2 separate regions of the Homo sapiens genome follow, and region 1 is linked to region 2. Evidence: read pairs that join two places in POLR2A ChIA-PET (ENCODE). Cell type or tissue: OCI-LY7. All regions are shown on one strand. Links, peaks and the distances in the headings refer to the core of each region. The heading gives the core; the rest is flanking DNA. Region 1 overlaps SYT16 (synaptotagmin 16). Region 2 holds the start of HIF1A-AS3 (HIF1A antisense RNA 3).

Region 1 (15,235 bases), core at 3,590-8,589, 320 kb before region 2:
TTTCTTTAAAGTTGAGGGCCTAGGACGTATTAGCAGATTTTAATTGCCCATACACATTATGTTGCTGAAAATGCTGTTCATTCTTTTCCTTTAAACAATATAGACACACAGGCCAGTCTATTTCATGTCCAGAAACATCTAGATAGCAAAGAAGTCTAATTAAATAGAGAGCCATTTAAAAAATACAGAGGTATCTCTTTGTGAAAGCTTGCTTAAGCCATAATAAGATCATTTTTATGGTAAAAATTAAAGAACTAAGATGAAAGCAGACAGGGCTTTCCACTTGCCTCTGGAAGAACCAGAGCTGGGAGAACAGACTCACACTTACCAGGTGCTCGGTTAACAGCGAGGTTTCGGAAATGGCTGCCTTTGATCATTTCCACAGATAATCGCCCCGTTGTGGCATTGTACGAGAGCCCCACCAACAGCTCTGGCGCCCCTCCATGAGACAGCGACTGCGTGGATGAAGTACTATCACTGTGAGAAACCGCAGATGGGCTGAGCGGAGACCCTCCACTCTGGAGGGGAAGAACAACAAAGAATCCATTGGCCCACGCTGCACTACTCTCTTTTAGAGAAAGCCGATATTATGTTTGGTGAAATTGTGACCCAATCCCCAATGACTGCCAAAGATGACTAAGGGCGCACTCGGCGTGAATTACAATGGGCCCAGGGAGCACAGTCACGGATGAGATCCCTGCATTAGGAACTGACATATTTGTTTCAAGAGCTGTCTCCATTCAATATTTCCTCTCTAAAGGCAAAACGGACAAAGACGTTATTACTAGTGTAAATCAAACCCTCTAAGATACAAGGAGAGTTAATAATACATTCAATATAGACTCAAATTCCCCCCTGTGTAATCTGTGCTTGGATGTTTCTAAGGAACCCCTCCACTCCAGGCCTGAGGTTTGTTTCTGTTCTCTGCAGCTCCTTGATGAATATGGCAATACAGGAGGCGTTGTGTCTTAACTATAAAAGAAATGACCACTGGACGTCTACCCCCACATAGAACATTTGGCTCCTAGTTCTGCTTAAGGTTGTTAAATATATGCCAGGTGCCAAATTTTGCCTTTTAAAGAAATAACTTACATTACAAATGAGCACGTTTACAACTGTTTGAGAAAAAAGACAACACATGGGTTGTGGGTCTCAGCGACCTGGCAGGCACCAAGTGAGCCCAGGAGAACCTGAGCTTTCTGTCATGTTTATTCATGGGCACGCTTCTCCTGAGCACCTACACTTCCCCACCAGGCACGGGCACATCGGGAGGAGGAGCACAAAACTGAGAAGGACACTGATTGTCCCTCAAGGCACGGGAGTAGGAATCGACCCTGTGGGGGCAGGCAATCCTGTCCCCCTGAAACACCATCTCCTCCACCAGAAACAAGGGCATTAGACTTGACTTAAACCTTTCTTCTCAATGTTTGAAATCATTTCTTCAAATTTCTGACCAGAAACTCAATAATTAGAACCAATAAAAGGAATCAAATATTCTGCCCATCTGCAGGAAAGTATCCTGTTTACCAAACCACAGACATTTCTGCAGAGCGCCCCCCACCTAACCTGAGGCTGTATGGAACATAGTTTGTAAACGGCAGGGCTAGGTGGTCGTGATAGATGTCTTACAGACCCTGCTGTCTAGAAGATAAAAATTCAACAATGAAATATTTGCTTACTCTTAAGTGAGACTCACTCCCCCTCCTGTGCTCCTATAAAAGCTTCCCGCTGTGGCACCTGTCACTCACTGCTTGCCTCTCCCATCAAATTCTGAATCCGTATAAATCTCTCAGTCCCTGGTGCATAGCCTAATGTCTGGCACATAACTGTGCTCAACAAATAACTGGTGAATGAAAGACTTCCACCTGCAAAGTTCTTTTACACTAGCTCATTTTCCCCATTCAACTCCGTGCCACCAGCACACAGCATAGGGCCTAGCAAGCATAAATATGGGTGTGATCATCCCCATTCCCAAGCTCTATCACGCAGGATCCCTTCTGATCTCCACTGCATTCTGTTTTCCATCATTTCCGATGTGCTTTACTCAGATATTAAGAAAAAAGGGAGATCTGAGCAGAGCTGAGACATCATCTGGCTTATAACTTTAAAAAGCTCATTCTGGCTCCCATGTCCAGAAGAGTCTGTAGAGGCAAAGGCAGAAGTGGAAAGACCACCGCTGAGCAGCTATTTCAGTAATCCAGCAGAGAGCCAGGTTCTGGTTGTACCTGAAGATAGAGCCAATAGGATTTCAGGTGGAAAACAGAAAAGTCACAGATGACTTCTGAGATTTTTGACCCCAGCAATTGGAAGAATGCAACTGCCTTTAAGCAACATGGAGAAGACTGCAGGGGGAATAGATTTAGGGAGGCAAAAATCAGGATTTCAGGCCTGAAGACGTTAATTTTGAGACATCATTGGACATTTAAGCAGACAGATCTGCCACCACTACAGTCCAGACTTTCTGTCTCCTTTGTTCTTCCTCAGATATGACAAGCTTCCCCACTCCCCCGGCCACCCCACATCCTGACTGCTTGCATGTGCTGTTCACTCTGTCTGGAACTCTCATCCTCCTCACAGCACCAGCCTCGCTCTCTCGATGCTTTGAGTTCCGGCGTTTTATCACCACCTCAAAGAAACTTTCTCTGATCCTCTAAACAAGCGGCAGCCTATCACTCTGTCTCCTTGCCTACTTGGCCACCACTAGACTGCAAGCTCTCCAAGGGCAGAGGCATCGCCTGCTTAGTTCTTTCCTGCATCCACTTTGCCTATACCATAATTGACAGTAAACATCTCTGAATGAATGACTGATTGAATCCAGAGCCTACAGAGCTCCCTGATCTGTTAACGTGGTTTTGTAAAAGGAGATGGGCATACTACATGACATATAACCCACAGCAGTAGTGAGCTGCCCATCCTGTAGGCATGTAAATTATGACACCTTTCCTTGAAACCCTGTGGCAAGCAGGGAAATGGGGTATGAGGGAAGACGGTAGTAACACAAATGAAAGGTTTCAGAAGCAGCTGAAGTTCTGGGCTGCTCTCTCAGTCTGCCCCAGCATACCCGTTAAGAACCTTGCCCAGAAAGTCCCATCTCTGAGATTCATCATGATGCAGATTGGGGGCAGGAGGAGTAGGATCAGTTATCCACAATCCAGAGGGCCAAGCCACCTTCCCTGTTTTTCTCCATGCCCTCTACCACACTGCTGCTATTTTGTCCTAAAATGGACAGGGCATTTATCCATCAGGTTATCAGGAAGACAGGCATGAAAGACCCATTGTACCATGAAGTGCAAATCATGGCTTACAAGGGTGAGGAGAGCCAAATGGAAAATTAAATTAAAGTCTCTGAATTCACAGACTGAACGTACTAAATCAAGGGCTGACAATCCCAGGTCTTCGAACACACCACATCATTAGCAGCACCATTTAACATACTCACGCTTATATTACTTCTTGGCTCCAGAACCAGAGTCACTTTCATTTCCCCTTCTGGGTGCAGGTGGCTGAGATAGAATAGTTTCTCTCCCATCATTCTCTCTCGGGTCATCTTCCGGGCAGCGTACAGGCGGAAGCGGACAGCACAGGCAGCCACATCTCTGGGCTCCAGCTTGGCAAAGGTGACCTTCTCCCTGAAGACGGGGTTGGGCCCTCTCTGTATGTTCGTCCTGCCCCTGTGTTTCTTACCAGGCAGCAGCACTACATGAACTTGCCAGGAGTTGACACCACTTCGGTCCTTATCTGGGAGGCCCTGTGCCCTCACAATGGTCACTGTGAGCTTCTGGCTGGCGGCTCTATATTCAAAGATGACATCTAGGTCACCACACTTTGAGATGGGCTCTGAGACCCCGGATGGCACCTGCAAATTGGTCCTGTCCTGTTCCTGTTGCAGGCAGAGGAAACAATTAGAAATGGAAATGATGATACCCAATTACATTTTGGCCAGTTGGTGCCCCTTTGTGCTCCTTCAGAATCCCTGCTTTCTAACTGCCAGTGTATTCCCTCTATATCAGATAGGTCTGTTTACTGGTCTATCGCTGCATTAAACTGTGAATTCTTTGACGGCAAAGTGCCTAGCATATGGTGCGCCTTCGTGAATGTTTTTGGAATGGATAACTAAAGCTTTTATATTTTTGCAAAGTGTTTTCATATATACTGCCTCTCAAAAAGCACAATTGCCCAGGATCATTGAAACCAACTGAGATGCTAAATCTAAAATTAAGTCAACAGGCAATTGTCCATAGGCAACTTTTCCTTGTGTCCCTAAATACAGATGGTTGAGCCTGAGCCTGTTCTCCACAGGCAAGAGCTTTCTACAGACAAGAATTTTGATGGGAGTCCCAGGAAGGTGATGCTTCAGTATATTTTCAATCTAAGTGGGAGAAAAGGTTTAGGGCTGAGCTTCTCAAACTTTAATGTAGACCTAAATCATCTGAGGATTCTGATTCAGTAGGTCTGGAGTGGAGCTTGAGATCCTGCCATTTCTGGGACAGGCACAAGGGATGTTGACGCTGCTAGCCTCGGCTCACACTTTGAGCAGCAAGGATTTAGGAGGACACCTCCACAGCCCTTTAGTAAACAGCAACACTGAGCCTGGAGCCAGAACACCTAAATTGAAATCATAACTCTACCACTGACTAGCTTTTTTACCCTGGCCAAATAGACCAGCCTCTCGGTAGTCTAGCTTAAAAATGCACATTAATGTGCCTACTTGCTGGTGTGTTGTTGTGAGGTTTTCATTGATATGAAAATACCTGGCTTAGACCAGACTGCATAAATATCTATTCCCACCACTGGACTGGTGCTACCTATTCTCAAACACACATCCCTCTTTATGGAATGTCACCCTTGGGTAGCAATTTACATGCAGCCACTCAGATCTGATGACCTTACTGGGAAAACTGAGCTAGGCTGCATTTATTATAATGAACCACCCCACTAACAAATTATAAATAATGTCAATAATAATTCTATTTTCCTCTGAAGGCATGATCCTTACCTGTAACTAAACTTTGATCTGATTCTTATTGCAAACCAGTTCTTATTTATGCAATTGAACACCAGAACTTGCTAATTTAGAGATCTCGTTTCAAATTATAATACAATGCCTCAAAATGTGCATCCATCAATGAAACTTTCCCACATAGTCTGGGTGAAAGTTCATGGTTCTCTGGGTTCGTATTTCCTTAGGAAGCCCAGGCCTACCACTTACTAGCTCTATGACACTGGGCAAGTCATTTAATCCTTTCCATGTTCTATTTTCCTCAACTGTAAAATGGAGATGGTACCTTCTGTGTAGGGATGTTGTAAAAAGTAGAGGACTTGACAGACAGTAGACATCTAATAAATATCCTTTTCTTTTAAGATTCAAATTAGCCTGCAAGAAAATTTAGATTTCTTGTAAAATAAGTGAAGCTTCTTATATCCTTTCCTGTGAGCATGCAATCATGCGTGAGTGTTTCTATTCAGAGGTACTTAGTTTCAAGTGATAAAAGTGGTTGCTATAGAGACTTTTGAATACAACTGACTAGTGTATATATATTAGAAGCAAGTCTCCAAGGATTTAGGCCAACTCAAAAATCAAGTCAGAATCTTCTCTCAAACTCCCTTGTCTCTTCCTAAAACTCCCATCTATTTTAGCCTACTCTTGATCATCTCTGTATTGCATTTCTGACCATAAGTAATAATAGCTAACATCTACTAAACTATTTCTTATGCCAAATACCATATCAAATCCTTTACAGACTATAAAAATTGGCTCTTAAACACTTCAGATCTTCTTGGCCTTAACTCATGTTCCATCTTCCCCTAAGGCACAGCCTATATGGGCTCTAAGTAGTTTCAGCCTGGAACTACTCAATAAAGTCTTACCTTCTACCCACACAATATAATTCTCATTTCTTATCATTGGTCTCTCTGTCGACCGCCAAGGCTTAGACAGCTGCAGAACCCTGCTTGACACCAATATATGTGAAGTCTACTTTTTGCCCCGTAGTCAGTTGTCCTATCAGTTCATACAGCTTCTTGGAGTGTGATCACACAAGATCAGGCAATTAGCCATACTGAGTGGTGGCCAATTCAACTGTGTATTCTCACACTTGACCTCCCTTCTTCCCTGCCTTACTTCCCTTGTCTCGCACTTTTGTTCCCTGGGGTTGCACTCCCAAAGCAGGGAACAAAGCCTTTACGTAGGCTCTGCTTTTTTGAGGAACCCAACTAAGAAACATTATCTTTTTGAATATTTACATCAATGCAATGAGGTAGGTATTTTAATATCTTCATTTTATGGAGGACGAAACTCAAGCTTAGAAAGACTAAATAACTAACACGCTCTCTCCCCCCAAGCCCAGATCAAATTCCCAGACAAGATTATCCAGGACTCATGCCCTGGCAGTTTGAGTCCCAGGCCTGCCTTAACTCGTATCCAATACTCAAAATTTCAAACCTTATTTTGAAACATACAGTCTCCTTTCTTCTTCCCCAAACCTTTAGGCATAACTATTTCTACATATAGACATATGTGTGTGTGTGTGTGTGTGTGTGTTTATATATATATATATAGAGAGAGAGAGAGAGAGCGAGAGAGCACTAGAGAGAGAGAGAGAGAGAGCAAGCGCACAAGATGAAGGGGGAGAAGACGGAAGGTGGGGGTTGGAATCACACTCTCTGTGGTTTTCACATCCTTTGAGGCCCCTGCTCTTAATGTTAGTTAATAGCTCTTAGTTTTGTCAACTTCAATGCCAAGGTAAAAATATTTTAGTGAATGAGGAGCTCTCTCCACTTATGTATCAGGCTGTCTCTTCGGATAAATGCTCACTCCACCTGCAGGTTTCTAAGAGAGTCCTGGGTAGAGCTCCTGACTGTCCTAAGAACTCCTCTGAATAAACAGATCCTGCCAATGGCTGGGCTTTGGATAGGCCAATTCAAGCTGTGGCCCATGAAAACTGGGCTTTGTAGCCCCTCCCTGGGTTGATTTGAGAAAAAGATTTGTGAATGCTGGTATTTTCATAGCAATTAATTATTTCAACACACTTTACCTCTCACCAGGCAACTGAAGGAGCTCCTCACTTGGGTACTGTTAATACCACTAATCCATCTGACCTTCCTGCAAGGTAAAAATCTCTTCATTCTTATCCCCATTTGGCAGATTTTAATTAACTTCTCAAGGCCAACCAATTAATCAGTGGAAAGCAGAGATGAAAAGTGGGACACCTGTCTCCCTGTGTGCTCAAAATCACCAGCCACACTCCCATTGTCTTTCCTGCCAAGCCCTGGGTCTGCAGGAAAAAGCCAAAGGCCTTCGCCAGCAGAGAAGAGCAGAGCTCGAAAATCCATCAGCCTAACAGGTAGTCACACTGCACGACCAGTTTCCTGCTGAGACAAAATAAATGATTCCTTGAGCTCCAATATCCTGGGCTTTTCCTTAAGATGAGAATACTTGTGTCAAATTGTCAAAACCCAGGTAGGTTTAAAGATTTTCTGTCAAATTGAAAGCCTTTCTGTTTTAGTAAGATAGTGTTGATGTCATCTGTGTGGCCTAAAGTAAACAGGCCTACAATATGTTCCTGATGCCAGATACACAGGGGAAGACAGAGTTCTCAATACAGCTAAGAGGCAAATAAATCATTTCTTAAAAGGCAAGCTAAGCCTGCAAAGCAGGCAGTTACGGGAACTGCCTCCGAGTTGGATTTGAGGTTCTACTGTAGGAGCACCAAATTACAGTTTTTTCTCAAAATAGATAGGAGGTTGAATGGAGCACACAGAGATGTCTGGGTATTTTTGGAGTCTGAGAACATTTAGTACCCTCAATACCGAGTCTTCTATTAAAGCTCCAGCAGGCAGGTAAATGGGAGGTGACCTGGAGAAGTCACTTCCAAGCCTCATGGCACAATCACCAAGGAGACAGAGTATCAATAGGCAGGCAAATCATTTGGTCTGTTTTGTTTTTGGGAGAGAGATTCAAAATATTTTTTAAGAGTTAGTGTGTGGGATTTGATACGGCTTGGTAGTAAACTAACGGGTAAGCAGAGTTTTTTCTTTTTTTAAACAAAATGTATAAAGTTAATGGCTTTGGGTGCCTCCATATGAAGGGCTGCTTTTTAACAAGCCACAAACCACATATGTGAGCTACCATTTCTGGTCCTCAGCAGAGACATCTACACAGGGGCACAGATGTGTATGCATACCCCTCCTTAGATACTACCTACACACGCCAACATGTTAGCAGTTAAGGCTTGGAAACAGGGTTTTCTGTGATTCCTTTTTTTTTTTTTACCTTGAGCATTTAGCGTGTGTGACACTCCAAGTCCTAATAAGAGATGCATCCTGTTTATTTTCTCAAATGGATGCTAATAAAATCCATTCACCTCTCTCCTTCTTCCCCCATCCCTGCAAATTATATTAAAGGTTTATATATGTATATGACTTATTTCATCAAAATTAATTTCAAATTAGGTATTAAACACCATTCCTTAATGCCTTCCAATGTCACAGAATCATGATAGGAGGGATCTATCTAATGGAAAAATAACCGTAAGGGCCAGTAAAAGGAAACAATTTGGTAAAATCCTTATCACAGTGCCTGGCATATATTAACTGCTCAATAAATGGTAGCTACTACCATCATCACCTCCAGCCATATCTCTGGATTGATTGTTACATTTATTCTGGACTAAGCTTTACTTGAAAAAGAACTTTGGAAGAAGTATCTTTTATCAGAGATTTACTACAAAACCAATGTCAATGGCCAGAGGGGCATTACTGATTAATGCTGTCTCCTAGGCACAAAATATATTTTGTATATATTCACAGTGCAAGATCTGCATCATTACACCTTGTATAATTTCACTTGGAAGGCCATTTCATTTTAGTTCAATTTTCAAATAATTTTCATATCAAATAATCGTAACTTGAGATTTGGGCTAAATAAAAATAGACTCCACTTAATTGAAACCATGAAGTAAATAAACCAGTCCCTCTAAAGAACTGAAAATTCCATTATTTAAAATTAAGTCTATAAAAAGCCTTTATATAAAAGAAAAGCCTGGCTGTTCCTGGATCCATTCTGCCACCATTCTTATTTTTTTTTCTTTTTTTCTTTTTTTTTTTTTTTACCGTTCATCCTTTTTTTTCCATTTTGAGAGAAATTTATGACTCTTTTATTGACATGCATGGGATTTTGGTCATCTGGACAAAAATTTATTGCAGATAAAAGTAATGCTTCCTTTCTGGAATTTTTTTTTTTTTTTAGAGAGATGAGAAAGGAGAGTGGAAAGAGGGGAAGGGGAAAGGGAACCAATGAAAGAATGAAAAACAAATAACTTGCCTCTGGACTCCACATGGAGGAGCTGTCAGTGGCATAGGAATCTTCAAATCCCCGGCTATTAAAAGCTGTCTCCATCTCCAAGCTGCCCTCTGTGGATTGGCGCCTGAGGCTTTGGACCACACTGGACTCTTGGTGAGATGTGCCGTGGTGTTTGGCATCCCCTCTTTCACATGGGGACTGTGAGTGAGCAGGGATGTGGTCATCTTCACCGTAGGAGAGATTCTCAGAATAACGCCGTTGGCTGGCTCCATCCAAATCTAAATTTGCAATAAGAAAACCATTTCAAATGCATTATTTTTAACACCTTTTTACCTAGAGAAATTGAGTAATTGCAGTCACAACAATCAAGATTGCAGAAACAGAACCCATACCAATAATACCTGCAGAAACATAATTCTATCCATACAGTGAAGAAACTTGATCCATAAAATGAAAAAGAACATTATCTCATTATGTGGCGTATCAGAAGGCTTAATACTTTTTAAATATGAGTGTAGAGAATATATATTTATGTCAAAAGGATAAAATCGACACAGCATTTTGCTGGAGCTAATGACCACAAGACTTCTGCAATGGATCTAAAAGCAAAAAGAGTCATCTAATATGGAGATCGTATGGTCTCCCGACTCTACCATGCTTCCTTTCCTCTTCAGTGTTTACCACATTACCCTCTGCTCAAAAAGCTTTGGTGATCCTACCAAGTAAAAAGTTCTCTCCTTGATCCATGGTCTTGGATTGGTATGATCCGAGTTTAAATCCTGTCTCTGCCATAAGAACCCGGACAATATTCAAATTCTCTGAATCTTTGCTTCTTTATCTAAAAAATGATAAAAGCCATCAGAGGGTCACTGTGGACACATGAAATAATATTCACCTGGCAGCCAGCAAGGCCTTCCGTAAATATTAGGCTTGCTTACCTGCCTGGCCTGAACTGGCCTCATCCAACCCATCCAACCCCATTTTCCACTGCTTCCCAAGTGACCATGTCTCATTCCTCTGGTCTCACTGGTTTATGAAAATACTAGCTGTGTATTTCTGCTCACAGTGCCCCTCAAACCCTCCCTGTGTCCTGTCCTCCCTCCCCATACAAAGCACCACCAACTCCTGAGACTTCCCTGACTCCTTCAGTCTCCACACTTTTCTCTCTCAGCACCCCTCACCTCCATTCATCCCTTTCGTCTTCCTACATGTCAAGAGTGTCCTCAGATGGTCAGGAAAAGCTGGCAGGGTCTTCCTAAGAAATAGCTGCCCCCACTATTTGCCTCCCACACCCAAAGAGAAATTGAGGATCTCTTATCTCTTTGGCCTCTTTTCTCCTCCAGCAGACCCCATCCCAGGATGAAAGAAAACTAGAGATGTAGACAGGACAAGGGCGTGGGTTGGCAAAGTCTATGTCATAAAGCTCTTCTATATACATTGTATGGTAGCAATTGTTTTCCCTTGTTAGTCTGATACCTCAGCTATTAATAGAATGTAAGCTTCTGGATGGTACTAAGCCACATATATCTACTGCATAGTCTTTATCTGCCAATGCGTTATCACTTACCCTTCAGAGAACTTTAAAGTCTAGGTAGGTAGCAAATATTGAAAGCAGCCAGGTATGCAGCAATATGAGTGGTGGTGACAGGGGTTCACCAGAGTACATGACCCATGTATAGTAAGCATTCAAATTTTAAAAATATGTTATCAACCAGACCATACAAAAACATCTTCAGGCAGATCCTCGGGGCAGAACTTCAGACTCCTAATATGGGGTTTTGTAAAATCACAGCAGGCCATTGAGAAAGTTCCCTATCTTCCTCGTTATCCTTCATTATTCAGTTCAGACCCCTTGGAAACACTTTTATGGGACATTACAAAATTTTTACATCCAGACTTTCGGTTATTTGGCAAACATCCTAAAAACAGGCCACACAAAATGACAGAACAAGGAAAAATCCACATGCAAAAACCTACAACATAAAGCAGGATTTTCTTCTAAGTCTCTAATTAGCACACCCATTCCTCACATATGCGAACAGGAAAATGTCCTATTAAACAGTGGGTCATCCATCAACATGTGTAGAACCCAGCAGGATTTCAGCACAAAATTTTACTTTGCCAAGAAATTATCCCCATAAAATTGTCTCATGACTTTAACTCCTACGGTGATAATACCAAGATCAGTAATAAGAGAATTTTCAAAAGCTACATTAAGCCTTGAAAAGTTATTCATAACTGAAAAACATAAGAATGATATTAATGTAACAAACCATTTTCCATGACAGACAAGCAAGGAATGAATTAGAGAAGCAAATCTGGGGTACAAGTCAAGTTGCGAGGAGGAGGAAAGGGAAAGGTGATTCACCTTTCCATAAAGCAGTCTTCCCGTGCCTTTAAATTAAAGAAGATCATGACACCTTCAATAGACGCACAAAAGTAATTGCCTGTTGTCAGAGAAACGTATCCTGGCTTCTTAGAAATTATAGGCCATAACTATGTCACATCAACCAAATTTATTTTAACAGAGAAATTCTTCCACTTGCTTAGTTCATATCCCACTTTGATGGAATAAAACCCCATTATTCAAATACTTTTTTCATACTCCCAAACCTCTCTCCCCGATCACCACCCAAATACAAAGACTTCTGCTTACCATCTGTGATGGCAAGTTTTATGCGTCAACTTGGCTAGACTATAGGTGCCAATTACTCAATCAAACACTAAATCTAGGTATTGCTGCGAAGGTATTTTATAGATGTGATTAAAGCCTATAATCAGTTGACTTTAAGCAAAGGAGATTATCCTACATAAGCAGTCAGCTGAAAGACCTTAAGAGAACTGAAGTTCCCGGGAGAAGAAATTCAACCTAAGAACTACAGCTTCAGCTCATGCCTAGAGTTTCCCCCTACCTTTCCCAACAACCTGTACCGCAAATATGGGGGCTGTGTATTTCTGTTACCTAGCCAGCCACCACCTTCCCAATTCTTTGCAATGAATCTCTTGGGGTACACACACACACACACACCCCTGCATGTGCAGGTGTTTGCATGTACATGTACATTTTGTATGTACATATATGCATGTAATCCTGCTGATTCTAGTTCTCCAATTGAACCATGGCAGATATACCATCTCAAACAAAACTAAGTACACATTCTGGAGACAATTGAGCTGGTTTTGAGGACACCAGAGTAATAACATCTAGCTTGTAGGAAATATCCTCAGAATAACTATTCCATACACAAAAATAAGGTTACTGCTAGAAAAAAAGAAAAAGCCCCAGGAAATGGACTATTATTCTACAGCTAACCTTTCACGTCTAAAGACCTTGCATACAGGCCTCCAATCCAGACCACTTAGACCAAAAACCCTCTTTAACGTTATCAGGAATGCATTGACAATTAGTGTGCAATAATCCTAAATCAGATACACAGGACAAAAGAGAACTTGCCTGGAACATGGTTCTAAATAGCCTCACCACAGAATCTAGAATGAAGGATTTCACTTAAGATGAAATATGAGACAACCTACCAATAGCTCACTCATGTTTCAGATTTTACTTAGATTTGGCCCTTTAATTTCACTGTCCAGCACTTTTGAATGCATTTTTAAAGTGGAAGAACTGTTTCTACAACTAAATTTGATCTTACAAAACAATGTTTACAGTGGAATAAAACAGCTAAATAGAGAATAGGCATACCAAAAAATTCCTCTCTGGAGTGCATGCTTAATCTTTTCATGATTCTTTACCACTGAAAAAAATCCACTGATATAAAGATGAACAAAAAAAATCAAGCAATAAAAACCATGTTAACATTTCCATGGCGTCTGGTAACCTAAAGTTTGGCATGTGGCTATTTCTGTGAAAATCCTGCTGATTTTCTTCAAAATCTACAGGTACTTCATTCAATGTAGTAGATTTTTTTCCTCTTTAACCTTTTCTATCACCATCTGTCTAAAATTCAGAATTGCCAGTTAGGACAAGAGATAATTTGTTGCTCGTTCCAGGAAGGATAAGGGTTAGAATGGTTGTCAGAACTCTCAGAACATCAGCCATTTGTGTAAATCAGAAGCCAGACACTTGGGCTTTTGGGAAATGGGGCCATTAGCTTTAGGATTAAACAAGCTGTTCTCAGGGAATCAACTGCTATTAACTTTCATTAGCTAACATTTGCCCTCTCAATGGAGAGAAAGGAATGCTGTGATGTAACATCAGAGAAAGAGAAAAGCCAAGAGAGGGGGTGTGGGCAAATGACTCTGTCAGCGGCCACTGATGTTGTGGTTTGGTTATATAGGGCCTTTACTTATTAATTTGAGCTAAAAAGAATGGCAATAAAATACATGATGTTGGCTTATGTCAATAAGTCAGACTACATGATGGATAGCAAGTTATTCCTGCTGAAAATTAGGGGTCTTTTTGTTAATTCCACCTCTTTAATCCTTTATTCTGTCTGCTTGTCCTGTGCTCATCCTGAAATCAAAATTTCTCCCGTTTTATCTTCTCTCAATTTCTGCACCCTCCTTTTTATCTGTCTGGGTTTGAAAATATGGAACATCTACAGCTATGCCCTCATTTGACTGACCACCTTCCCAAAAGGAAAGAAGGAAAGGTTAGAGAGCTCAGGTAACTGAGACCAGGTCATGAAGGTGGGTGGCATAGCATTTTCTCTTGCTTTTTTACCAAATACACTTCACAGACCCTTCCCTGTTACAATGGCTTTGTCTATTCAGGGCTCTGGGCATGAAGGAGTCAGATAGATACCTTGACCTTTGCTTGGGAAAGCACAAAGAAATAGTGTACTGTTCTGTTTGCACCCTCTCTCCAGGTTACTTTGGGTCTAATGTTAGAGAGGGGAGGAGGACCTGTAACAAGGTCTGCCCAACATCCCAAGCTGGCTGCCCTAGCTTTGAGTATCCCCTCCCCTTTGTGAAATGTAAATTTAGGATGATGATGCTGGAAAATGACATAAGACTTTGTGCTTACCCAGTAATTTTCATGCAGGTGGGGTGTGTCAGAAACTACAGGGACTGAGAGTAAGGATGCAGGGGCATGTGCTGTTTGAAAAAGGTTATTTAATATTATTACACTACTTTTTTTATTTGAAAGATAAAAATACCCATTGATTTCGTAATGCAAACTAATTAGAAGAAAGGCTTCAAAATATCTTCCGGAGTTATACAGATATGTGGAAAACTTATTTTATGATTCTAAATGGGAGAAATGGCACAGACTCTCAATGTCAGTGGACAAGTACGTGACATTTTCGTATCTATCAAAAGGGAACAAGATTTGCTAAGCTCAACAAATACTATTCTAAATTTAGGAAGAAGTGGCCAATAAGAAAGAAAGGGAAGGGGTCCCACAACCTAGTATTGAGACCCACCCACTCCTGATCCATTCCCTCTCTCAACCTCCTGCATGGCAGTCCCCTTGGGAGGTTCAAAGCAGCCCCTTTGCTCCACGTAATGCATCCTGCCTCATTTTCTTTTCCTCTCTGGACTCTCAGATGCAGAGTGCAGAGGGTGAATAATTCGGATGCACTCTTACCATTGGCCATCCCTGGTCTAAAGAAAGGATGTGAGGCAAAGGATACCTTCGCAGGCAGATACTTCTGTGCCATCTTCTCCGTGTGTCAACAACGAACGGCTGAATTTTGGTTTCTGCTCCAATCCTGTCTGCTTTCCTTTCTCAGATGTCACTGAACGGAAACTCTGGGACCGGGACACGGAAATCTCAAATTGTTTGATCACCTCCTCGTCACTGTCAGAAGATGTGGACAGCTCTTCGTCATCCCCAAAGCTGTTGACTGGGAGTAAACAAGAGCCATGAGTCTCCTGTGTGGCCTATATGCTCGAATACAGAGATAGACTCTCCAGGAAAACAGAAGAGAAGAACGTGGACAATGAGTTTGAACGAAGGCACACTCAAAC
Region 2 (15,235 bases), core at 2,706-7,705:
AAGCTATCATTCTTTAGAAGAGGTATCCTGATATAATAGAAAAACATTGGGCTTTCTGTGTGTAAATGGAGTGTCAACTCACTTTACTTTTCTGATCCTTGACCTGTTTTTGTTTGTTTGTTTGTTTGTTTGGATTTGTTTGTTTTTTGTTTTGAGACGGAGTTTCGCTCTTGTTGCCCAGGCCGGAGTTCAGTGGCGCGGTCTCGGTTCACTGCAACTTCCGCCTCCCGAGTTCAAGCGATTCTCCTGCCTCAGCCTCCCGAGTAGCTGGGATTACAGGCATGCACCACTCCAACCGGATTTTGTTTTGTTTTGTTTTGTTTGTATTTTTAGTAGAGACAGGGTTTCACCATGTTGGCCAGGCTGGTCTCGAACTGCTAACCTCAGGTGATCCGCTCCCCTCGGCCTCCCAAAGTGTTGGGATTACAGACGTGAGCCACTGCACCCTGCCCTCTTGACCTGTTTTTTAAATGTTATGTAATATTTTATGTCACAGAAAAATTTATGCGATGTGTGAGATAAAAAGCATAGCAGTTAAACACCTGTACACCTTTCACCTGTGTAGGAACCAGAACATTACCAACGCCTTCACATCAATCTGCGATTTCCTCCTCTGACCTATTCCTTTGACTGTACCCTACTTTAATCACAGCTACTGGTTGGGCACGGTGGCTCACGCCTGAAATCCCAACACTTTGGGAGACAAAAGCAAGAGGATTGCTTAAGCACAAGAGTTGGAGACCAGCCTGGGAAACATGGTGAAAATTAGCCGGGCATGGTGGTGCACACCTGTAGTCCCAGCTACTCGGGAGGCTGAGGTGGGAGGATCATTTGAGCCTGGGAGATGGTGGTTACAGGAGACAGAGGTTGCAGTGGTGAGCCGAGATCGTGCCACTGCACTCCATCCTGGGCTACGGAGTGAGACCGAATCTCAAAAAATAAATAAATAACTACCTTGAATTTTGTTTCTCTTTCTCATGTATATATTTTATCACATATGTATGTATATTTAAACGGTATATTTTTTAGTTGTGGTTGGTTTTGAGTTTTATGAAAATGGTATTGCAACTGGCTGGGCGCAGTGGCTCACGCCTGTAATCCCAGCAATTTGGGAGGCTGAGGTGGGTGGATCACCAGGTCAAGAGTTCGAGACCAGCGTGACCAAAATAGTGAAACCCCGTCTCTAATAAAAACACAAAAATTAGCTAGGCGTAGTGGCGTGTGCCTGTAATCCCAGCTACTTGGGAGGCTGGGGCAGGAGAACCACTTGAACCTGGGAGGCAGAGGTTGCAGTGAGCCAAAATGCATTATTTCCCCCATGATAGAGTGGGGGAACCATTTGGGAAATGGTTCATTACAACAGATAATTTGAGAAGCACTGTTATACACCATTTCAGTCCACATTCCATTGGCCAGAACTCAGTCACATGGACCCATTCAGGTGCAAAGGTGGCTGAGAAACGTCATCACTAATTAGGCAACCTCTCCCCAACAATAGTTTCAATCGCTGGAAGAGGTGCACACGTCTTTGTTGGACCACGTATTAGCTCATTTCTGCTGCTATAACAAAATACCATAGAATAGGTAGCTTACAAACAACAGAAATTTATTTCTCACAGTTCTGGGAGGCTGGGAAATCTAAGATCAAGGTGCTGGCAGATTCCGTGCCTGGTGAGGGCTGCTCTCTGCTTTCAAGATGGCACCTTGTTGCCGTGTCCTCACATGGCATAATAGCGGAAGGACAAAAGAGGCCTAGCTAGTTCCCTCCAGCCCTTTTATAAAATCACTAATCCCATTCATGAGTCCTCATGACTTAATTACCTGCTAAGGCCCTACCTCTTAATGCTATCACATTGTTAATTAAGTTTCAACACATTGATTTTGGGAGACATTCAGACCAGAACAGACTGCCAACATGTCTGCTGCAATTTTATTCAGAAACTCTGAAAGTATTACCTTTCACTTTTAATTTACTGTCATCCATCTAAAAATTTATTTCTATGTATGGTATAAGGATCCTATTTCACTTTTTTCCATATGTATAACCATATGTATGTATATGTATTTCCCGTATGTATAATTTTCCAGCATCTGTTATTGAAAAGTCCATCCTTTCCCAAAATTCACTTCTGTTATATGTCAAGTTGCATGGCTAATTGCAAACAGTACACAACTATGGCTTTGTACCTGTTATTAAAATACCAAACCATAGTGCAGTATTTCCATTACTGTTAGTATAACAGTTACCACTCTAAGCCTCCTTACTACCCTCATCCCAAACACTTGGGCCCCCCAGGCCACAAATCCCTCAACCTCCCAGCCTCTAAAACTGAAGTGGTTAAGCCTGGCACAGGAAGGAACCTTCAGTGCCGGCTCCAGCTTCAGTCTACTCCTAGGGTTGTTATCTACTTTCAAGGCTCCATTTAGATTTCACTTCTCTAACACCACACTAATTACTACAGAGTATCTTGACTATTCTTGAATTTTCACTTTTTCATATAAATTTTAAATTTGACTTGTCAAATTTCTCTGATAGCGCCATTGGGATTTCAATTGAATTACATTAAATCTGTAAGTCAATTTGGGAAGGAATAACATCTTTTTTTTTTTTTTTTTTTTTTTGAGATGGAGTTTCATTCTTGTTGCCCAGGCTGGAGTGCAATGGCGCGATCTCAGCTCACTGCAACCTCCACCTCCAGGGTTCAAGTGATTCTCCTACCTCAGCCTCCCAAGTAGCTTGGATCACAGGCATGTGCCACCATACCCAGCTAATTTTGTAGTTTTGGTAGAGATTGAGGTTTCACCATGTTGGTCAGGCTAGTCTCAAACTCCTGACCTCAAATGATCCACCCGCTTCTGCCTCCCAAAGTGGTGGGATTACAGGCATGAGTCACTGCGCCTGGCCAAAATAATATCTTTATTGTATTATTTCTATCCACAAACATTTCTTTAAGTCACCTGTAGCATCTTTACTGAAGTTTCATAATTTTTCTCCCTGAACTTTTTACTTGTCTTTTGTTAGATTTTTCTTATATGTCTTATGTTTTTGTGTGGCTATTGTATTTAGTATCTTTGCCTTACATTTTCTAACTGCTTGATTCCAATATATAAAAATGCAATTGAATTATATATATTTATTTAGTATCCAGTCCCCTTGTTTAAACTCTTATAATAATTTTTCTATTGATTCTTTTAGGCTTTCTATATAGATGATATCTGCAGCTGTGAATAACAGTAGTAATAATAGTTTGCTTTTTCCTTTCCAGTCCTTATCGCTTTTATTTCTTTCCCTCTTACTTCATTTCCCAGGCTAAGACTTCCCATACTGTTAAAGATAAACCTGGGAGAATGGGTGTGTGTTTGTTCACTAATGTACCATCAGCACCTATAAGTACTTGATACACAGTAGGTGCTCAATGAAGTGATGTTTTTATTTGTTATTTTACTTTTTAGCTCCAGAATTTCTATTTGGCTCTTTTAAAAATAATTTCTAGCTATTTGTGTTCTGTATTTGATGAATTATTGTCACCATACATTCCTTTACATCTTTACGCAGAGTTTCCTTTGATTCTTTGAATATACTTTTAATGACTGCTCTAAAGTCTTTATTAAAAAGTCAGCCATCGAGCCCTCTGTTATGTAATTTCTCTTGCATCCTTTTTTCCTGTGTATGGATCAAATTTTCCTGTTTCTTTTCATATCTCATGCATTTTTTATTAAAGATTTGATACTTTAGACAATTTATTATATAAATCTGGGTATTGATTGCTTCCCCTTCTGAAGCTTATTGATTTTGTTTACTTATTTATTTGTTTACTGACTTGACTGGAGTGCTTTAGTGAAGTCCAGTTCCCCAGCTCAGTGTGAAGCTTCTGATGTTGCTCCTCAGAGACTGCAGCCTTGACCTTCCTTAGACCCTTCACCCTGGGATGATAGTGGTTTTACCAGTAATCTTTGTCTTTCCCCATCTCTCTGTCAAACTGTCTGCCTTTTAGTATCCACCCAGCTGTTAGAGTCCACTAATTGCTAGCTGATTGCTCTGTTGTTTTTGACAATGCCCTGGGGGAATAAATTACTCCATTGTCTAATCTGATTAAATTTAGGCTCCTTTGCAGAGGTAGTTTTTGAGTTCAATCTTGAGGTTTGCTCTGATCCCAGGAAGGCTCTTCTTAGCCATTTCTTCCCTAGCTTTTTCTGGTAAACTAGTGGTCTGCAGTTTAGCTTGTTGCTTTTAGAAGGTACTAGCCTCCTCTTAATTGCTTACAACCAAAATATCCATTGTTTTTAAGAGCACCTTTAGGTTCAAGTTTTCCCCTACTCCGTTCCAAATAAACTAATTTCTTCTGGGAAGAGCTTCAGAATTTTCTTTTCTTATGGATGTTTCTCCCCCTGAGCAAAATCTCTGAGCCACTGCTCCAGCCAGAGCTGAGGATGGGGACAGTCACTTTCTTCTCTCAGAGTAACTCTCCTTCATTTTTTTTTTTTTTTTTTTTTGAGATGGAGTTTCACTCTTGCTCCCCAGGCTGGAGTGCAGTGGCACGATCTCGGCTCACTGCAACCTCCACCTCCCGGATTCAAGTGATTGTCCTGCCTCAGCCTCCCAAGTAGCTGGGATTACAGGCACACGCCACCATGCCCAGCTAACTTTTTGTGTTTTTAGTAGAGACGGGGTTTCACCATGTTGGCCAGGCTGGTCTTGAACTCCTGACTTCAAGTGATCCGCCCACCTCGGCCTCCCAAAGTGCTGAGATTACAGGCGTGAGCCACCACGCCTGGCTGACTCTCCTGCTTTATAAGCAAGGCTCTGCAAGGGGGAAGTAGCTTCCATTCATTCTTCTCAGCTTGCCTGTCCTTGCTTGGAACTCGCACCCTATATGTGAGCTGCAATAAGGGCAACTGGGGCTCCACTACTCTCAGTCTGCTACACCTGGGATAGAGCCACTGCTCTGTGAATGCAGTCTGAAAGGAGGAAAGGAGTCCCCAGTCTTTCCATTCTCCAGGCCACACTCATCTGGAATTTAGCCTTTGCAACAGAACATGAGAGCGGGTAGAAATGCTGGCAGCTTGTCCCTCCAGGGAGATACACAATATGGTTTGGATGTTTGTCCCCTCCAAATCTCATGATAAAATGTGATTCCCAATGTTGGAGGTAGGGCCTGGTGGGAGGTGATTGGATCATGGAGGTGGATCCCTCACGAATGGTTTAGCACCATCCTTTTGGTGCTAAGTGAGTTCTTGTTCAGTTAGTTCACACAAGATCTGGTTGTTTAAAAGAGTCTGGGACGTCCTCTTTCTCTCTCTTGCTCCCTCTCTCACCATGAGATGTGCTGGCTCCCCCTTCACCTTCTGCCATAATTGGAAGCTCCTGAGGCCTCACTAGAAGCCAAGCAGATGCTGGTGCCATGCTTCCTATACAGGCTGCAGAACCATGAGCCAATTAAACCTCTTTTCTTTATAAATTACCAAGCCTCAGGTCCTTCTTTATAGCAACACACGAGTGGACTAACACAGAAAATTGGTACCAGGATTGAGGCATTGCTACAAAGATGTGGAAGTGGCTTTCAAACTGTAAACCAAAAGGTATCTAGAACAAATCTCAATCAATTTAGAAAGTTTATTTTGCCAAGGTTAAGGACACACTGGTGACACAGCCTCAGGAGGTCCTGAAGACATGTGCTGAAGGTGATTGGGTTGCTTTTGTACATTTTAAGGAGACATGAAACATCAATCAATATGTGTAAGATATACATTGGTTTGGTCCGATTAGGCAGGACAACTTCATTTAGAAGTTTTATTCCTAAATAAGACATTGTTCTCAGCTTGACTTTTCCCTTGGTTTAGTGATTTTGTGGTTCTGAGATTTATTTTCCTTTCATAGAGTAATGAGCACAGGAGTAATGAGCAGAGGCTGGAAGAGTTTGAAGGGCTCAGAAGACAGGAAGATGAGGGAAAGTTTGGAATTTCCTAAAGACTGGTTAAATGGTTGTGACCAAAATGCTCATAGTCCTCTACTGGGATTTGGGAGAAGAAGGAGCCCCATCTTCTTGGCCATACCCACCTGTGTGGAACTTTCCTCAAGGTGGGCAAGGTGGTAGAAGCAGCAAGTCATGTGAGGCATGAGTGGCATGTGAGGCATGAGTGGCATGTGAGGCATGAGTGGCATGTGAGGCATGAGTGGCATGTGAGGCATGAGTGGCATGTGAGGCATGAGTGGCATGTGAGGCATGAGTGGCATGTGAGGCATGAGTGGCATGTGAGGCATGAGTGGCATGTGAGGCATGAGTGGCATGTGAGGAGTGGCATGTGAGGCATGGTACTTGAGAGTACCTCTGACTAACTATTGCTGTTCTTACCAAGATGTAGTAGATTTTCTTGAATAAACAGTTCTTCATTTGCTGTATAACCTTTGGGCAGTTTCAATAAACTTTAAATGGTTGTTTTTAAAGTGCTTCACCAGTTACAGTTGTTTCATGGGGAGTGAGGCCACAGAGCTCTTTAAGCTGCCATTCTGCTAGGTATGCATTTAAAGGCATAACTCCTATCTTCAGGTTGCTCATCATTTAGTACAGAACAATTCACTTCAAGTACATAAGTACAATTTTAGTGTGATTAATACCGTGCAAGAGTTAAACACCACACAAAATGGGAACACTGAGGAGAATCTCCTAATCCAGTCCCTGAGAGGATAGGCTTTCTAAAGTAGAAATGAGTTGTGAAAAATGCAGGAAATTAAGGAGATGAAGATGAAATAAGAAGGGTGTTGCAGACACAGAGAGAAAGCAACTACAAAGGACAAAGAGGTCAGAGAGCGTGTTAGAAGGTTACATCACTGGGACACAGGACGCAAGGGAAAGAAGTTAGCAGAATTTGGACAAATAGGCAAGAGGTCTCAAGGCCTGGAATGCCTTGAGTTGGAAGATTTTTCTCCCTGGATTTCTCAGTGCTCCTGAACCGTTTGAGTAAAGGATAACTAGATATCAATCTTAAAGAAGAAAATTCGGAAGAGATCTAGAGACTTCTCTCACTTGGAACCATTTATTTACATTCCAAGGTGGTAAAGGAAAATTAAAGACCTGCCCTTTCTCTCTCACTATGATTATGTTATTTCTATATTTCAAATGTTCTCAATGGGAACAGTATAATGAATGTAAAACAGTAGTTGTCCTTGGAGGTGGAGTGCCAAAGGACTTTACTTCTTACATAATTCATTTCTGTATCTTTATAACATTTTACAAGGAATATGATTACTTTTGTTAACAGGAAAAAAGTAATTTTAAAATTTAGTAGCTATTGGCCGGGCACAGTGGCTCACTCTCGCCTATAATCCCAGCACTTTGGGAGGCCAAGGCAGGTGGCTCAGCAGAGGTCAGGAGTTTGAGACCAGCCTGGCCAACATAGTGAAACCCCATCTCTACTAAAAATACAAAAATTTGAGGCAGGAGAATCGCTTGAACACAGGAGACAGAGGGTGCAGTGAGCCGAGATCGTGCCACAGTACTCCATCCTGGGCGACACAGTGAGACTCAATTTCAAAAAAACCCACAAAAACCCAAAAACCAAAATAATGGGTACACTTGTGTGTGTGTGCGTGTATGTAGAGGTACAGCTGAAAAAAAGATCATCCATGAGTTGACCCCTGTTAAAGCTTGCACTGTGGGTGATATTGTGATGACACACAGATGTCTCAGGAATGAACCACTTACTCTCCAAGCTGCTGGAAGTGCAGCAGAAGATGGTCTTCAGCTGTCAGCCCTTTCTGGGGATTGTCTCAGGTGAAGAAACCTGCCTTACTAAAGGTCATGTCTCCTGGGGGCAGCCCACATCAAGGGACTGATCAGTGTAGGGGTGTAAAGGCCTCCATACTCCCTGTAACTTGGGACAAGTCTCAAGGGCTATTGCAGTTCCAGAGCTCCCCATGTGGCTGCTAAAGGCTTTGTTGGGACTGCTCCTCAGCTGTTTCTCCCTCTGCCTACTTCTGTTCTTTCTCTTCCACATGTGTTGAAAAGCACTCCCCAATAAATCACCTGAAATCTCCATCTCAGAGTCTACTTCCCAGAGAACACAAATTGCAAAGACACTTTGGCATCATTATAGTCTCTTTACTTTTGTACATGTTCAAGTTTCCATAATTATAATTTAAGAAAAGCAAAGGACTGTGTCAGACTATATATGGTAGATAAGGGAGTAGTGACAAGTGACCTCTAGGGTTCTGGTTTCAGACTGAATGGTGCCATTCCTTGAGCAGGAGATGCAAGAGGAGAAGCCATTTGGAAGACAAATAAGGAGTTAATTTTTGACATGCCAAATTTGGGGCGCCTGCGGGGAGCACCCTGGGCTGGAGACGGTGATTATCAAGCTGGAGACAGTCCATGAAAAGGAAAGGTAACGGTGGCTTGGAACATCTCAAAGGGCCAATAAAAACTCTATTTAGATTTCAACTGTGTTTGCACAAGTACAGTTGAATTTGTGAATACCTCACAGAATGGGAATTAACTGCACCCTTGATAGCAGGCACCATATTCTAGAATATTTATATCACCTAGAGGTCTTAGAATAATATCTTGTACTCACTCAACACTACTCATTGATTGAATGGATCTCCCTGGAAGAGCTAGAAAATGGTTCTGTTCCCCACTTTGTTCCTCTGATCATAATTCTTCTCTAGTCTCTGACACACCTGAAATCCTCTCCACCTTGGATCATGTGTGAGTTGTTTTTGCGCATGCAGAGTGGAAGGCTTTAGGACGGATCAAAGATGAGTCAGATGGGAACCATGCTCTGAAGAAACTAAGAGTTTAGTACGAGGGATAAGACATGCAAAAATTATAAGGTTAAAAAAAGAGAAGTGAGAAAGCTAAAGAGGAAGTGATAAGGAAATTCACAGGAATGATAAATATTTGCAGTTGGGAAAACTCTAAGTAAGAGGCAAAGGCTGATGCAAAGTACCTCCCAGGCTGTATTGGCTCCTTTCTAATTTTCCGTATTTGTAGCTCACTTTCTTTAGGTTTTTGCTTTAATATTCTACCAGCAGATTAGGGAGTCAGGCAACAGTTTATGACTTCTGTCCAGCTTGTTTCTGTACGCCTATGAAAGATTTTGTCATAGCAGTTGTATGTAGAACCGTTTTTAAAAATCCATTTCAGAGGAAATAATATTATCCAGTCATATTTGGAAAGGATCTCTACATAAAACAGGGTTTTTAATGTTAATATTTCAAAGATCTTTAAAATTAGATTTTACTTCACAGAATCCTAATCTACTTGTCTGACTTTACACAGTGTTTCTCTACTTTGTAAAAAGCATGACCCTTTGTGATAAATATTACAGCCCCACCAGCCTGCTCTCTTCTATGGAAAATTGTCCATCTATAATGATTATGCATCCGTAGGACCAAAAGAATTATGGCACTCTCATTAAAGGGCACCTCCCTGATTAGACACGAACACACACACATATGATAAGTGAGGCTACAGATCAGTTTTTATTAGTAAAAAAGTATCTAAAACACCTCAACTACTTTTGAAAAGTGTACCTTTGCTTTCTATAAAATGCTATTTGAGGAAACCACAAACAATGAATTTTCCTGAAGGAAACAAATGAAAATAAAATGTAAAATGTAGTGAGCTGTGGATATGCAGAGGCGAAGTTATTTATTCTAAATACCTGGCTTTGTACTTTATAATACATTGTGCAATCTGAACATACCAATTATTACAGAGATTAAGGCTCCAAGCTTTTTCCGTACTCTATACACTCATCTCCCTTCTGTCCAACAAGATTATCTTCTCCCAAAGGATTCTCAATAGCTGGCATACAATAAAATCAAAACAGTAAAAAGCCCAAAAAACCACCCCCCACAAAACCACCAAAATAAAAACGGCACCAAGTGGGATAAAGTTTCGAGATCCTTAACTAGGCATATCTCAACGTGCTTTATTTAAAATAAACGAACTCTTTGAGTGCCTTAAGAGGAATATATTTAAATAAACATAGAACTCCTCTATTTTTGATTAGATGTCTAATTTTTTTTAAAAAAGTATTATATAACTAACCACTATCCAATCTGTTAGAACTCAACTTTTTCTATTCTACAAAGAAAAAGCTTCATACCCCAAAGCATTTGCTTGGGAATTTCGGGAGGCAGCTCTTCCGCAATACATCAAGTCCCATTCGCCCACGCCCCCCCCATCTAAAAAACAAAGTTTGGGGAAGCACTAGGCTTCCGACTTTGACAAGTCCCAGAAGACAAAGCCCAGGGCTGACCCCCCACGCCTGGCGCCGCCCGTTCGCAGGCCAGGAGCGGCCAGGGCCTCCCGCATGCGCTCCCACACGTACGCGCAGCGGGCAGCAGCCACCCCACAGCGTACACGAAAGTCGCCTTGCGCGGCTGGAGCCCTGGAGCCCACGGCCGGGGCCGCGGGCGGGGCCCGGGACTGCGGTGCTGCGCCCGAGCACGTACTGAGGCGTGGCCTGCCGCGCGCCGGGCGGGGCTCGGGAAGTTTCTCGGGTTGGCTTGGGTTTCGCATCCTCATCATGTAGCGCCAGCCACACCAGGAACAGAAGGGTGCCGGGTACCTTCCGCATGCTTGGTATTCTCCCCGCGGGGCTCTGACCGCTGCCGCTCTCAGGCACCTGTCTTTCCTCTCCGTCCCAGAATGGAGCCAAGACAAGGGAATAAACGAAATTCAATAGTACACGGAGATCGGGTGTCTGGGCAGCGTCTTGGAAAAACTATCCACTACAGGTAAGAATAAAAATTATGTCCAAACCTCTGAAAGGTGTGAACACATCAAAGCTCCAGAAGGCGTTCATAGGAAGGTTTATGGTAAAGTATAACTTTTATCCTACAGGGAGACTATTTTTGTATCGAATTCCACTAATTTCACTATTTCTCTGTAAAATAATCTGGGACGACAGGTTCATCTCTATTTAAAGGAACGAAATGTGAGCAAAGTGGTTAGTGGAAAACTTAAAAAAAAAAAAGTAAAAGTTTTTTTCTTTACATTTTTGTTGGTTCCAGCTGGCAACACGTTTGCAAAGGTTTTATTTAACCAAATCTTAATGTTGAAAAAAAGAAAAAAAGAGGATTCTTTACTCTGCAACTTGTTTTAGGTATTGCTACTTAAACATTTTGAACTTTTAGATTAAGTTTCTACAAAGCGAGTAATTTTAAGTTCATCTTTTCTGTACAGAGGCTTCTAGGAGGAAAATAAGATTTGGAATGATAATCGTGAGGTTATAAAAACTTAAACATATCTATTATGCCATTAAGTCAAAACAGCTCTGGGAAAAAATACCATACATTGATACAGTCTTTTATAGTTTGTGCTTTCCCATTCACTACCTTGTTAATTTGAGTTAATGTCTCCATAACTGGATATCTCAATCTCTAGTTCAAATTCAGAACCCACTAAATGGCACTTGAAAACACTTTTATTCATTTCTATTTATGCCCTGCCACTCCTCTTAGGACATTCCCTCAATGTTATGTGATCTCATTACTTTCAAGTGACATCGGATCCTCAGTTTTCCACACCTCCATTGCCGCCTTCTGTTTGCTATTTAAACAAACAGTTAACAATGGAGAAAAGGGTATGTTCAACTGGATTGGCTAGCACTGCAGGGTGGTTAGCTCCATGGACTTTGGAGTCACTCATGGCCACCTCAAAAGCTCCGAGCCTTAGATCACTTCTTCAAGACTATATACTGTATAGATATACTCCTCCCTTATCTGGTACTGCTATGAATGAACTATATATAGCATTTAGATCTCAAATGAAGATTTACCCAAGCTCTAAAAGTAATAGATGGCAGACCAGAAATGTAAGCTTAAGTCTCCTGACTCTAAAGTCAAACTTAGAACAAACTTGGTTTGTTTTTTAATGATACTGCATTAAAAAAATTAAAATAGCTTTATTCTTTTTCTCCTGTATTTTTATGGAATAGCTACATTTCTTTTATACTCAGAACATACATTCTCATTTTTCTGGGTTATGAGTATAAAAGAAATACAGCTGTTTCATAAAGTAAGGATTATAGTTGCCAGGGTTGGGTTATAAGCCTTGGACAAAACCATTATGAAGAAATTTGTGACGGTGCATAAAATTGGGAAGGGCCAGTTCTGCTATTCCGTAGCTTAAAGCACTCCAAGGAGCTTGTTGTCTTAGTGACTGAGCAGTGGGTAAGTACTTGCTTCCTTCCAGCTGTACTGTCCTTTAACGTGGCTTTCCCTTCTCAATGCTTTCAGAAGTCATTTTCCTGAACTCCTGGTCATTACATAATCTGCTTTTACAAATAGTTTTCAACTGAAGCTAATTTGCTATACAAGAATAATTTTTTGTTTTGTGACCTGTGAATACTAAGCAACCACTTTATTCTAAAATACCACTTCTAGTATACTACTATCTGTAACTAAATGTTGAAGCACTTTGGGTCACAGTGTTTGTGCTTAAGTATACCTGTGCCCCCCCCCCCCCCAAATTTTGCACTGAATCTTAGTATTAACTTTTGTTCCAAAATTTTCATATAATTGTAATCACTGTCCTCCATTGTAAGATAAAAAGAGCTACCTAAGAGATCTGTGGCTCAGTTCCTTTTGTTCAGTATATATACCTCAGGGTAAAGGACCTAAGGCTCTGGCACTTCCTACATAATTTGTTCATAAAAATAATTTTCTGTACCTGTAGGTGCAGGGATTCATAGTGATTTTTCTGTTTTAAAAAATATCTTTCTACACTGTCTGATTTTTAAAAATGAGATTATCAGTATAAAAGAAATACAGCTATTTTGTAAAAGAAAAATACAGGAGAAAAAGGATAAAGCTACTTTGTTTTAAAACGCAGTATCATTAAAACAAAAACAAACCAAATTTGTTCTAAGTTTGACTTTAGAGTCAGGAAACTTAAGCTTACATTTTTGGTCTGCCATCTATTACTTTTAAAGCTTGGGCAAATTATTCATTTGAAGTCTAAATTTATTAATCTGTTAATGGGAACAGATTAGAAATCTTCAGAGAAGCTCTAGCCTTTGTAACATTGTGACTATAATGCTGAGAACTGCTTCACTCATCCCATTCATATTTTAAAAATACTAATATTTTGTGTTTGAGCATTTTAATAGGCTCAGAAACTTAAAAATGATGTTTCTTTTCTAACAACATACTCTTTTCAATGGGATATTATGGTTGTTATTATTTAACATGACATTTAGGGACTCAACATACATTAAGGTGATGGCACTAAGATAAATGTAGAAATAACCAGTACCATGTAATTTTCATAAGTGCTTAAATTGTTGGTAAACAATTTTATGAGTTGGAGGTGTTGAAGCAAATATTATTAATATTTGAACATAAAAGCTGATCAAAGGGGCCTGGTCCACAGAAGATGTTTATTTGATGTAACAAAACAATACAGTTAGTGTTAGATCCAACCACAAAGAGCAAAAGGAATGAAAAATTTGTACAATGTACATAGAAAAAACAAGATATTTACTGTGACAACTATATATTCCTAAAATAATGCTTCTAAAATTACTCAATTATTGAAATCTACATGAAAAAAAGGATGTTAATAGCGACAAAGTGCATAAAATCAAACATTGTATTTTGAGCAAATTAACATACTAGGCAATTTTGCTAAGAATGCATGATTTTTTTTTTCTTGTTTACAGTCTGCTCAAAATATCTTTATACCAACAGGGTAGGCAGAACATTTAGGTTTAATATCAGTTACACAATATTAGCATAAACTTCCACAACTACATAGGGTATTGTTTTCTTTTGAGCTGGCAAAGTGACTATAGAAACATCAGATGATTTCTCTGAATTGAGAATTTTATCCAAATAAATGCCACATACCTTCTAGATATATGCATATCTTTCTATATTATGTAAATGGCTTTACCCATTTAAATAATAAACCATACAGCATTTAAGAATCATTATTATATGATTAACAATGTCATGTTCCAGGTTTAACAATTTCATAGGCCAAAAAAAATTTCTTCTTAAAAACTAGTTTTATAAACGCAGAATATATTCCATGAGTAACTGCTGGTATTTTTTAAGAAAATATATTGTGCAATTGTGGCTACCACGTACTGCTGGCAAAGCATTATTATTTATGTAAAATGTGAAAAAAAAGGTGTAAAAATTTTTCAACTGCCTATGATCATGATGAAAGGTTACTGCCTTCTTACAAAAATTATATTGGCATCTTCTTAAAAATAATTCGAAAAAGGGATAAACTCCCTAGCCAAAAATAAATAAATAAAAAGGTGCATTTTTTAAAATGATGCTACTGCAATGCAATGGTTTAAATACCAAAAAACTGAGAAAATGAGCTGTCTGTGATCCAGCATTAAAGAACATACTAAAAAAGAGCATTAATGTAAATTAAGTAGAAAGGGGATCAAAATTGAACTAACCAAGTTTGTGCAGTATTGTAGCCAGGCTTCTAAAATTAGATGTAGAAAATATAAATAGACTGCTTTAGGTAATGAGCCACCAGTGTCCAAAAAAAGGAATGAAATTAAGAAAAAGCTCAGTTAACTTGATCCAAAGCTCTGAGTAATTCTTCACCCTGCAGTAGGTTTCTGCTGCCTTGTATAGGAGCATTAACTTCACAATCATAACTGGTCAGCTGTGGTAATCCACTTTCATCCATTGATTGCCCCAGCAGTCTACATGCTAAATCTGAAAAACAAAAGAGATACCTAAGTATACATTCATCTAGTCAATGAATATTTATTAAACACCCACAATGTGTTAGGTATCATAGAAAATAAAGCAAAATTCTGGAAGGGTTTTTAGTTTACCTGGCAAAACCACAACTATGTTAAAAAGTAAGTATAATCCAGTGATACTGTTGCTGTGTCAGAAATGTTTACAGGATACAATAAAGGCACAAAGAAATAACAATTTGGAAAAAGGCATAAATATGGTGGGCATCAAAGCTGATGCCTGTAATCCTAGCACAGGCTGAGGCAGGAGGATCACTTGAGGCCAGGAGTTTGAAACCAGCCTAGGCAACATAGTGAGACCCCATCTCTACAAAAAGCAACCGGGTGTGGTGAGGCATGTCTGTAGTGCGAGCTACTCAGGAGGCTGAGGTAGGATGATTGCTTGAGCTTGAGCACAGGAGTTTGAGACTGCAGTGAGCTATGATCATGCCACTGCACTCCAGGCCTGGGCAACAGAGCGAGACCCTGTCTCAAAAAAAAAAAAAAAAAAAAA

Evidence for each region. ChIA-PET counts read pairs that join two places held together with the same protein. Peaks named below come from ENCODE experiments on the same cell type or tissue, not always from the same donor. Only the 100,000 strongest peaks of a DNase experiment are listed, where the experiment ranks them.
Region 1: POLR2A ChIA-PET joins it to region 2 with 6 read pairs; 2 of 35 experiments call an interaction of 5 or more read pairs at or near these places.

Annotation. Positions count from the first base shown.
Region 1 is chr14:62,069,479-62,084,713 of GRCh38, reverse strand. SYT16 (synaptotagmin 16) reads right to left here. Exons shown (of 8, transcript NM_001367656.1): 4 at 14,899-15,111; 5 at 9,323-9,579; 6 at 3,440-3,880; 7 at 329-518. Among named protein-coding and RNA genes, the nearest start is that of LINC00644, 63 kb to the left of the region's middle. RefSeq lists enhancers at 3,523-3,642, 13,231-13,732. In OCI-LY7, for the core only: no CTCF peak of the experiment used is centred there; DNase peaks (open chromatin) are centred at 5,473, 5,963 and 6,643; H3K4me3 peaks cover 3,464 bases; H3K27ac peaks cover 4,200 bases.
Region 2 is chr14:61,746,394-61,761,628 of GRCh38, reverse strand. HIF1A (hypoxia inducible factor 1 subunit alpha) reads right to left here. Exons shown (of 15, transcript NM_001530.4): 15 at 13,371-14,695. The coding sequence ends at 14,544. It overlaps HIF1A-AS3 (HIF1A antisense RNA 3), which reads left to right and starts at 10,532. Exons shown (of 3, transcript NR_144368.1): 1 at 10,532-10,744. It overlaps HIF1A-AS2 (HIF1A antisense RNA 2), which reads left to right and starts at 12,540. Exons shown (of 1, transcript NR_045406.1): 1 at 12,540-14,590. RefSeq lists enhancers at 1-470, 4,461-5,046, 5,749-6,248, 5,445-6,644, 6,249-6,750 and 1 more and a silencer at 10,201-10,510. In OCI-LY7, for the core only: no CTCF peak of the experiment used is centred there; no DNase peak of the experiment used is centred there.